Regions from separate parts of the Homo sapiens genome. Here region 1 is linked to region 2. The links are chromatin contacts, found by Hi-C or POLR2A ChIA-PET in ENCODE. All regions are on one chromosome and are shown on one strand. The core of a region is the stretch at or near the end of the contact, and the rest is flanking DNA. Distances in the headings are between cores, read along the strand shown.

Evidence for each region. A loop is a pair of places that touch in the nucleus more often than their neighbours do. ChIA-PET counts read pairs that join two places held with the same protein, here RNA polymerase II (POLR2A). Pooled maps may share reads with other maps.
Region 1: a loop to region 2 is called in a pooled map, with 4 times the contacts of the local background. The contact joins the promoter of LINC00471 here to the promoter of GPR55 in region 2. A Hi-C loop is called at or near these places in 2 of 50 pooled maps. POLR2A ChIA-PET finds 5 or more read pairs at or near these places in 2 of 52 experiments (GM12878 and naive thymus-derived CD4-positive, alpha-beta T cell).

What each region holds. Positions count from the first base shown.
Region 1 is chr2:231,510,093-231,515,629 of GRCh38, forward strand. LINC00471 (long intergenic non-protein coding RNA 471) reads right to left here and starts at 4,285. Exons shown (of 5, transcript NR_199863.1): 1 at 4,005-4,285; 2 at 3,435-3,540. RefSeq lists enhancers at 3,628-4,437, 4,008-4,187 and a silencer at 4,298-4,517.
Region 2 is chr2:230,922,242-230,927,612 of GRCh38, forward strand. It overlaps GPR55 (G protein-coupled receptor 55), which reads right to left and starts at 3,001. Exons shown (of 2, transcript NM_005683.4): 1 at 2,927-3,001. RefSeq lists enhancers at 2,346-3,134, 2,698-2,817, 2,938-2,987, 3,808-4,037 and a silencer at 4,258-4,437.

The DNA.
Region 1 (5,537 bases), core at 3,035-5,534, 590 kb after region 2:
TCGCACCACTGCACTCCAGCCTGGGTGACAGAGTGAGACTCTATCTCAAAAAAAAAAAAAAACAAAGAAAAATTCTCAGACTTCACTTAGCACTAACAAACCAGAATATCCACAGGGAAGCATCCAGATTTCTACAAGTAGGGACGCTACTGACCCAGGAGAATATACATCAATTATTCATGTCATTAGAGCCCCAATTCTGACTCTGTGTGACGGGTCAGTGTCAAAATGCAGGTGCAAAACAGTTTATTCAGTGTACCAGAGGGAAAACTAAAACTACCTTTAGGCTATGTATATAAGGTATATATGAAACATAAATGAATTTTGTGTTTAGACTTGGGTGCCATCCCCAAGATATCTCTTTATGTATCTGCAAGTATGCCAAAATCCAAAAAATCTGAAGTCTAAAACATTTCCAGTCCCAAGCATTTCGAATAAGGGATACTCAACCGATACAGTACATGCTCTCTTATCTATGTCAACGTAACCAACTGGCTGGATTAAATGACTGTCTCAATTCCAAACAGGTCTTACTATAATAACTTGATGCTTATGAAATCCCAAGCATGAGTGGGCCACTCTGTGGTACTCCTACTAATGTGATGTCTCTATGCCTGTGAGCTGAACTGTATCTTTAATAAAAACCCGCTGTGTTGTTTGCTAACCTGTATTTGCAGTTTCAACTGCAAAATTAACTAAACATCACATAAACCAATACCATCAACGCAAAAAGGGTGGGGTGCAGTGGCTCACACCTATAATCCCAACACTTTGGGAGGCCGAGGCGGGCAGATCACATGAGGTGAGGAGTTCGAGACCAGATTGACCAACATGATGAAACCCCATCTCTACTAAAAATAAAAAATTAGCCGGGCGTGGTGGCACATGCCTGTAATCCCAGCTACTTGGGAGGGTGAGGCAAAAGAATTACCTGAACTCAGGAGCTGGAAGTTGCAGTGAGCCAAGACTGAGCCATTGCACTCAAGCCTGGGCAACAAAAGTGAGACTCCATCTCAAAAAATAAAATAAAATAAGTGCAAAAAGTTATTGAGTCTATGAAAACAAACTTCAGTGCTTTGGAGGTACTTGATAAAGCTTAAAAAACTGCAATCAAGTTAAGGGTGCATGAGCAACCATAAAAGAATGGGAAAAGCTGTAAAACTGTGGGAATCTGTATTCAAACTGCTTTACTTACTAGGATGTTAGAGTTTTCCTTTGCTTTAAAGAAACAAACTTTAAATTGCAGAAGATGCATTATGTGTGTATTTTATGCAGGGAAGATAAGCTACTCCAGCAGTGGACTCAAAGATAAGGCCTTGGTCCTGTATCAAAATATTGCCAAAAGAATACATAATGTCTTAAATTAAAATCAAAAGGTATGGATGGATAATTTTCATGATTTCCCTACTTTTACTTTTTAAAAAATTGTATAAAGTGTATAACTGTTTTAATATACTTATGGCAAAATGGTTACTACAGTCAAGTAAATTAACAAGTCCATCATCCCTAATAAGTGTGTGTGACAAGGGCACCCAAAACCCACTTTTACATTTGATTAATTAAAACAATTAGACTGAAGAGGGTTGAAGAAAGTTTCTATCACACAACCAGCTGCTCAAAATGGACAACAAATAAATGCTATCTGCCTCTCAGAACAAGCTGCTTAGGAGAAGACTGAGAAATGAATGGGGAAGGTATAGGGGGTTTGGATTCAGCAGACCTATGTATAACCCTGGCTGTCACTTACTAGTTCTGGAAACATGAGCAAGCTGGTTAATGGCTAAATCTGCTTTCTTGTCTAATTTTAGTATATGTGCTGCCGAAGCGAGCACACTTTCTTGTCTAAAAAATGGAGCTATATGATGCCTACCTAACCCGGTCACAGTGAGGATGAAATGAACCAATGTATAAAGCAGTGGTCCCAAACCTTTTTGGCACCAGGGACCGGTTTTGTGGATGACAATTTTTCATGCATCCGGTGGGAGGGGAGAGGGATGATTCAAGTACATTACATTGATTGTGCACTTTATTTCTGTTATTACATTGTAATATATAATGAAATACAACTCAACATAATGTAGAATCAGTGGGTGCCCTGAGCTTGTTTTCCTGCAACTAGACAGTCCCATCTGGGGGTGATGGGAGACAGTGACAAATCATCAGGCATTAGATTCTCATAAGGAGCGTACAACCTAGATTCCTCACATGCGCAGTTCACAATAGGGTCTGTGTTCCTATGAGACGCTATTGCTGCAGCTGATCTGACAGGAGGCGGAGCTCAGGCAGTAATGCAAGCAATGGGGAGGCAGCTGTAAATTCAGATGAAGCTTCCCTCACTTGCCCACCACTCACCTCCTGCTGTGCGGCCTGGTTCATAACAGGCCATAGACCAGTCTGTGGCCCAGGGCTTGGGGACCCCTGGCATAAAGCCCTTGTACAATGGCTGCACATGTGAAACATTCCATATTCATTAGCTGTGTACCCACTAACCCACCTTAATTCTTTCAGGACTCAACTTAAACCTATCTATTTTCAAATTCCAAAGGAGAGACTCTCAGAAGAACATAGTGAGGACTATGTCAAAAGAAGAAATATGAAAACATGTTTGGCAGGTACACAAAGTAATAGACTTTTTTTTTCTTTTTTATTTTTTAATTTAAAACAGCCAGGCAGGGCTGAGGGAAAGCACCGCCCTCCTGGGCCATAAATGAATGGATTTTAATGAATCAATTTAAAGAATGAAGAGATTTAAACCAGTATTACCAGAAAACCAGTATCACTTTACAAACAAAGAACACCTTGGCATTCCCAAAATAACCCACACTTGGTCACGATACATTATGATGTATTACTCTTTGCATAACATTGATATTCAATTTGCTAATATTTCTGGAATTTTTGTATCTATGCTCATTAAAGAGAGAGTGGTCTGTGATTTCTCAAAATGACCTGGTCAGGTTTTGGTATCCAGTTTAGTGTGGACTTGTAATACTAGTTGAAAAGTGTTTGCAATAGCACTTTTGAGGTTTGTGTTTTTTGTTTTTGTTTTTGTTTTTTTGCTTTGAGACCGACTCTGTCTCCCAGGCTGCAGTGCAGTGGCACGCTCACTACAACCTCCGCCTCCCGGGTTCAAGCAATTCTCCTGCCTCAGCCTCCCGAGTGGCTGGGACTACAGGTGGGAGACACCACGTTCGGCTAATTTCTGTATTTTTAGTAGAGACGGGTTTCACGATGTTGCCCAGGCTGGTCTCAAACTCCTGAGCTTAAGCGACCCACCCTCCTCTGCCTCCCAGAGTGCTGGGATTACAGGCGACGGCCACCCAGCCCGGCCAACTTTTGAGATTAAACAATGCAGTTTAACTGCTTTACTCTGGATTTTAATTGTTGGCATTAATAATAAATTCTACTCTGCTCAACTCTGTACATATAATTACCTCATCTCTACTGCCATTGTCCTTAGCTTCTGACATCTCATCTTCCCCATCTTCTACCTCCTTTGGGGAAAGACTTATTTTCTTCAGTTCACCTTGACCTTTTTTCCTGCTCAAAATAGACAAGATTATTATTAGGCACATGACAAGGCCTTCACACATTCCAAGCCAGGCACGTTTTGTCTCTGGTATTTCCAACAGTAAACTGGCATTTGGAATAAACTTATGTTAGGCCTCATCTTAACTTTTAATTTTCATTTGGTATCTTTTACTCACACCAGCGAACAGAAAAACAAATACAAAAGGTGATTTTTGATGTTGTAGGTGAGGTCTCCCATACCTCTTCTTTTGCCACAATCGATAAGTGGAAACTCCTTAAGAAAAAAAAAAAAAAAAAAAAAGACAAATTCCCAGGAATTCCTTCCTATTCCTCTCATTCTGATCCGTCACGTGTTTTCAAGTAACTGTTTAAAAAATATATATATAGTTCCACTACAGACTACTCAAATGGAAGCACATTGGGCCAAAATACAGGGGACAAAGGGCCAAAAACAGTACCTGCAATTCAAGTACCTTTACTTCGCCAGTCAGATAATTCTGTGAACTGGGTCAGCGTCCATCACTACCCCCACCAGAATTCAGAACACACATGAGTCTATAACCCTCGCTGCCCACAGCAGCCCTTGTCCCTAACAGGTTTTCCTTTAAGGCTGTCGCGGTGCGCCCCTGCAAGCCACCGCGCGTGACGGACGCGGGCACGACGCCTGGGGACAGCCCGAAGAAAACCGCAGGCGCCGACACGCTGGTGACGCCCTCTCAGCTATTGCCCCAGATCCAAGGCGCGCGGGGAAGACGGCCACGTAAAGATACGGCGCCCTGGTGACTCCGCCTCGCCCAATCAGAGCCCGCGCAACCCCTGAACCAATCCTGAGCCGCGACCCTGGGAGGGGCGGGCGGTGCGGGAGCCTGGGGGCGTGAGTCTTGAGCCGGGGTGGAGGGGGGGCCGCACGTGCTGCGCCTGCGCGTGGAGCGGACATTTTGCTGCGGTCTAGCGCGGGAGGCGGGGTTTTGGGTTCGCTGGTCCAGGTGCGCGCGGTGTCCCAGGTCTTCGCGCCAGGTTGGCGCGGGAGAAGGCCGAGGTGCCCCAGAGTTCGAGGAGTTGGTGACGGTCACGCGGTGCGACGCTCCATGGCGGAGGGGCAGTCGGAAAGTGAATAGCACTCGTTAAAAGCGACCAGTCCGTAAGGGCGCGTGTGTCGGCGCCGTTACGGACCCCAGCGCTCGGGGTCGTTAAACCGTTTAAGTCGCGTCCCGCCCAGTGAGGGCTATGTTAGCGTCCTCGCCGTTTCCAGCCGTGAAGGAGGCACTGAGACGACAGCTGAGGGTCTCTCCGTTAAGGCTGTCGCTGCTGTAGGGGCCCTCGCCCGCTGCGTGTTTGTGCCACCCAGCGTACTGGGTGCTTTTTCAAAATTTTATCATGGACGTCTCAAAACACACGTGTGACTTAGATGGTAAAAGTTTCATTTTTCATTTAAAGAAGTTGAGGCTCGGTAGTTAAGGTTTAATTCTCCATCACTTAATACTCTCGTAGTTTTTTGAGTTGGACTGTCATGAACATGTGCTCTCACAAGGCCTCATGGCCATTAACACCAGTAGCCCCAGTAGGAGGATCAAGCTCCTCGGAGTTAGCCCCATGTTGGAACTTGAACAGTGACACTTTGGGGATATTGTGTGTGTTTTTAGGGGATAGGGAAGGGTGATCTTGAGTAAGGAGCCCTGGCCTTATCCTAGCTTCAGAAAGACCCAAACTGGGAAAGAATGAGAATAGAAAAAACAATCTGCCTACCTGTTTTAGATTTGGTACCTCACCAAACTCTTGTTACCTAGCTAACTTTATGAGATTAGCCCAAATATTTTAAGAAAATATTATATATATCTGATCAAGAACAACTGAAGAAAAGGCAAAAGCCCATTTCATTTAAGAACAGATGCAGGGTTCAAATAAAGTATTAGCAAATTGAATCACCACTCCCTGCCAGGAAGTATTATTAAAATCAATAACAAGGACAGGATAAGTCACAAGCAAAATCCATAAATGTGCCAAAA
Region 2 (5,371 bases), core at 1,751-4,250:
TGGAAAGGGACTGGGGTGGAGCACAGAGGCCTTGCTTCTCCTCCTGGCTCCCTCTGCTTGGGGGTTTCCGTCTCATTTCTTCCATCCTCAAGGCCCTGCTCAGCCCCGAGCCCGGAGCCCTGGCCTCAATGTGCTGATTTGTTTGTTTGTTTAAGTTAGCATCTTGCTTTGTCACCCAGGCTGGAGTGCAGTGGCACAATTGAGGTTCACTGCAACCTCAACTTCCCAGGCTCAAGCAATCCTCCCACCTCAGCCCTCCGAGTAGCTGGGACTACAGGCATGCATCACCATACCCAATTAATTTTTTATTTTTTGATTTTAAAATTTATTTTTATTTATTTATTTATTTTTGAGATGGAGTTTCACTCTTGTTGCCCAGGCTGGGGTGCAATGGTGTGATCTCGGCTCACTGCAACCTCTGCCTCCCAGGTTCAAGCAATTCTCCTGCCTCAGGCTCCTGAGTAGATGGGATTACAGGCATGTGCCACCACGCCCGGCTAATTTTGTATTTTTCGTAGATACAGCGTTTCTCTATGTTGGTCAGGCTGGTCTCGAACTCCCGACCTCAGGTGATCCACCTGCCTCCCAAAGTGCTGGGATTACGGGTGTGAGCCATCGCTCCTGGCCTAATTTTTTATTTTTTGTAGAGACAAGGTCTTACTGTGTTGCCCAGGCTGGCCTCAAATTTCTGGGATCGAGCAATCCTCTTGCCTCTGCCTCCCAAACTGCTGGGATTACAGGCGTGAGCCCGAGCACCCGGCCTGTGCTGGTTCTTAATTGCTGACTCTACACATTCTGCAGCTGGGATTCCCGCAACTGCCAGTGGTCCATGGTACCCTCATCCGCCCACACCCTCAAGGATCCAGTGTCCCACTTGCGGCAGCCCTGTGGCTTTGCCTGCACAGCTGAGACCTCGAAACCCAGCTATGTGGCTCCACACCAGACCTACCTTTCTTCCCTCTGTGGCCTGGACTTTCCAGAGAACACAAGCAACAAGAAGATCACAACCCTAAGGAGGGTTGCAACTGAGAAGGTGGCCCTTCCTGCAGCTGCCAGGCTGTTATCTGCACAGAGCATTGCAGCGTGAGCCACCTCAGAGATGGCAGGGCCAGAGCCTAAAAAAGCAGCATTGGCACAGCCGCAGGGATGGATTTGAGGAGCCCTGGAATACTCCCCCAAAAATGCCGCAGTTAGAATACACAGCGTATCCACCAGTAACACCATAGTGTGAATAAAGTCATCCGCCTGTGCCTGAGCTGGGCTTCTGGGGGCCACGATAGAAGAAGGAACAGGACACAGAGGGGACAGAGCACATGACCACAATCTCCCCAATGCCTGAATGTTGCTGGAGCTTGGGCTGGGGGGTTGGAGTGGGGCTGGGAGAGGGGAGGGGCCGGCTTGGGGACGTGAAAGGTGGCCAGCAGTGTGCTCAGTGATCTACGATGGGAACTCAGGACACTCCTAGGAGATTGCCCTAATTATGCCCATTTTACAGATAAGGACAGTAAGGCTTAGAGATGTTAAAGATTCTACCCAAGGTCAAAAAGGCCGTGAGGGACCAGCTGGAACTCATGTTCTGAGTCTCTCCTCCTCGCTCACCCTGGCCCCCATCAGCATCACAAGCAAGAGCATCTGGGATCCAGGAGTTGCCAAGCCCCCTCCTCACTTCTTTGCATGCTCATGCTCCTCTTTCTCCTTGGACTCTCTCCTCCACTGCTAAAAATCCCACCTCTTCCTTGAAATGCCCACTTCCCAGGTTCACCCACATCATCTGATGTGGTTTTCCCAGTGCAGTCCTGAGTGGGTGCCTTGAAAAGTCCTCTGTGTATCCCAGGGGGAGCGTGTCCCTGCTGTCCTCCAGCAACCCCAGGACCAGGACCATGTCCCTTTCACCTTTATCACCGAGCCTCACATACAGTTTGTCGTTGGGAAGGTCTTATTGCATGAAAGAGGGGGTGAAGAAATGACGGAACAAATGGCCAGGTCTGCTGCAGCTCCACAGTGACTGGTGCTCCCTTTACAGCTGGGACAGCCGCTCAGAACCAAAGGCAAACCTTGCCTTCCACAGAGCTGTGGGCGGCACTTTGCCCTGCCCTGTCCTCTCATCCCCACTGCCTCGGGCAGCACAAAGCCCAGGTGAAGCCAGGCCAGCCAGACATGTCCTGACTTTGTGTTCTCACTCTCAGGGAAGAATCTAGAATGTTCAGGGTTCTAAGTGCTGCTGTGTCTTCCCGCCCAGCCTCTCCAAGAGACACTTGGCTAGGGTTAGAGAACAATGCAGCTATAATGTAGGATAGCAACCAGGGCTTTCCTCTCCATCATTTACTGCCCTTGAGCGCCCCGTGAGGAAGAAACCGTGTATTGCCTCATGCCCCAGAGAGGTAAACGGAGGCTAGAGAAATTACGCAGCTGGTGAGTGGGTGAGCCTGGGCTCCCAGGCTCCTTCTGGTCCCCAGTAAGCACTTGCTCAGGGCTGCAGGATGATCCCTGAGAGTGTGTCATCTCGGGCGCTTGGTGGTTTCCCAACAAGATTCTGGGGAATGGGCGGCGGGCTTGGTGGAGGGCGGTGGCACGTGAGCTACATGCCCCGGGAAGGCTCCCAGGCTGCCTATGGGGAGGTTTCCCGACCCGACATGATGCTGCAACCCTGAGTCAGATCAGGAGGAAGTTGAGGGTTCGTAGAAAAATGTCACTCGTAATCGGGGACAAACCAGGTCTGCCTGCCGCTGCTGCTGTCACGGAGGCTGCCTGGAGGCTGCCGCTGCCCTGACACCTGGGACTGCTCGCTGAGTTGGGACAGGTGTGCACAAAGCCCAGGCCCACACAAGCCCCACTGATCTTAGGAGAGTTACCTGCAGTCCACAAGAGCAAGGTCAGGTTGGAGGCTCCGTGCCTTAGTTTCTCTAAATGGCCCAGAGGCTGTTACCTGTTGGTGGTCCGGTGCAGCTGAGAGGGCTGAGAGATGTCATTTCTCCTCCAGGCCTGGCTGTCAGCCTGTTCTGGGGAGAGTCACTTCCCCTCTCTGGGTCTCGACTTCCTTGTGAGTGAAATAAAGGGGTGGGACCAGATGCTCTTTGAGCCGCTCCAGTGTCACCCTGTCTGGCTTAGGGGCTCTTGCTCTGGGGTCTACAGAGAGGCTGTGTGGAACTAGAGTGTGGACATGGGGAGCAGTTTCCAGGAGGAGGGTCTACACTCTCCCGCCCTCTTGGAAGATCTGCACGCCCCCCTCCCGCAGCTCCAAAAAACAAAACAAAAAACCAAAAAGCCAAAAATCACACTGCATGTGTCAAGCCCTGGGAAGCCTCTGGAGGAGGAAGCCTCCTACGCACCCCAGACACCCTAACAGGGGCACCACACAGGGGCAGCCATTCTCAGCACCTGCCAAGGGCCGTCGTGGCTTCCAGCACTTTGGGGGTTTAGGATTTGAAACTGCTGCCCACAGAAAGGAAAGGAAGGTGGTGCTATTTAGTACTTGCAGGTTAGGACTTGCGTGCCTAGCGTCGGAGGAGACCTCAGCCACTGCATGTGTGTCTGCAAGAATGGTCAGTGGGGCCCCACAGGTTCCCCAGCCTCGGCTTCTCTGTCCCAGGCCTGCACAGAGATTTGGGGCAGCCTTGGGCCTGTGGCTTCCTAGGGCCCTGCAAGCAGAGATTTCCCTGGCATCTCCCACCTTCAGGGCTGGGAGGGCTGAGACTCACCCGTGGGCCTGGGTGGCTCTTAGCTGGGAGCCCTCATAGATTCCAGCCCATCAGGAAAGTCTGGGCTGAAACTACCCCGGCAGATGCAGCTCTCATGCCCTGGAGGTGCTGGGAGGCCCTGTCGGAGGACCAAACACAAGCAATTTTTAAAAGCTATGCGTGCTGGGACTTTCAGGTGTCTACAGGAATAGAAACTACTCCTGGGTTTTTTGGATGATTCATCCAACACATGGGTCCCCTCTGTAAATAACACCTTGCAAGTCACTGCAGGGGAACCACCTGGCCCTCTGGAGCTGGGTCTTCCCACTGTCTGGTGAAGAGGTTGATGGAACCATGACAACTTTTAAGCTCTCACCTGGGCTTGTGCGATGGGCAGTGCCAAGTCCACTGCCTGCTCCAGGCCGTGGAGCCCCAAGCTGGCCTGGGTGCCAAGACAGGGCACAGGGCAGTCCTGCCCCCAGCGAGGCCCCCCTACTGGGCCACCAGCCCAATCTAAGCCAAAGGCTGGCTACTGGGCAAGGGGGGGCAGCCAGGCCCGCACCCTGGGTGCGGGAGGAGGCCAGGAGCCTGCTGGGACAGTAGCAGGGAGGAAACACACCGGTGTCTGGCACCCACCTCCATACCCAGAGCCTGCAATGTGAGGCCCCAGGAAGGCATCCACACTGAGTGGCCTGCAGGGAGCAGTGTCTCTGCTCAGCCCCTTCTCAAAGGGAGCCTTGTCTACTCCCATTCTGGCTACCTTCTTTTTTTTTTTTTTTTTTTTTTTTTGATACAGAGTCTCGCTCTGTTGCCCAGGCTGCAGTGCAGTGGCACTATCTTGGCTCACTGCAACCTCCACTTCCCGGGTTCAAGTGATTCTCCTGCCTCAGCCTCCTGAGTAGCTGGGATTACAGGCTTGTGCCACCAGGCCCGACTAACTTTTTTCGTATTTTTAGTAGAGACAAGGTTTCACCATGTTGGTCAGGCTGGTCTTGAACTCCCGACCTCGTGATTCACCCACCTCGGCCTCCCAAAGTGTTAGGATTACAGATGTGAGCCACCGCTCCCGGCCCTGGCTACCTTCTTTTAAGAAATGAATATTTCTACTTTATTGCTGTTGCAATATTAAAATTTTTAAATTTTTAAATTTTTGAAAACATGCACATGATTCAAATACATATGTAAACACATATAGGAAAATATCTGTCCCACTCCTAAATCCAGCTCTCACCTACCCCCCAGGGCACCACTGTTAAGTTTCTTCCAGAGTTTCTGTGCCCGCCCGTGTACACCTGAGCTCTTATTTTCTCCCTCTTTTGACACAGAAGCTAGAGACCACACGAGCTGCTCTGCAGTAGAAGGCATTGTCCACCTCCCTCTCCTGTGGGTATCCCTTGGATACCTTGGGGGATATCCAAGGTATATGGGGGATCCCTTGCCAAGATACGTCTCCAGAGAGACTCAAAGGTTTGAGCTCCTAAGAGCAAGGCTAGGCAGGGACTCGCCCAAGGCCCCGTCCTAAGGCTCAGGCCTGTCCCTCGAGCTTTTCGCCTCCCCTTGCCACAGGCCTGGGGAGTCATAAATAGGAAGACCTTTCTCAGAAAATTTCCCTTAAGCCTCCTGAAACTTCTCCCCCTAGTCCTGCCCACCCTCTCACCATCCAGAATCACTTGGAGGTTTTGGGAGCCTGGGCA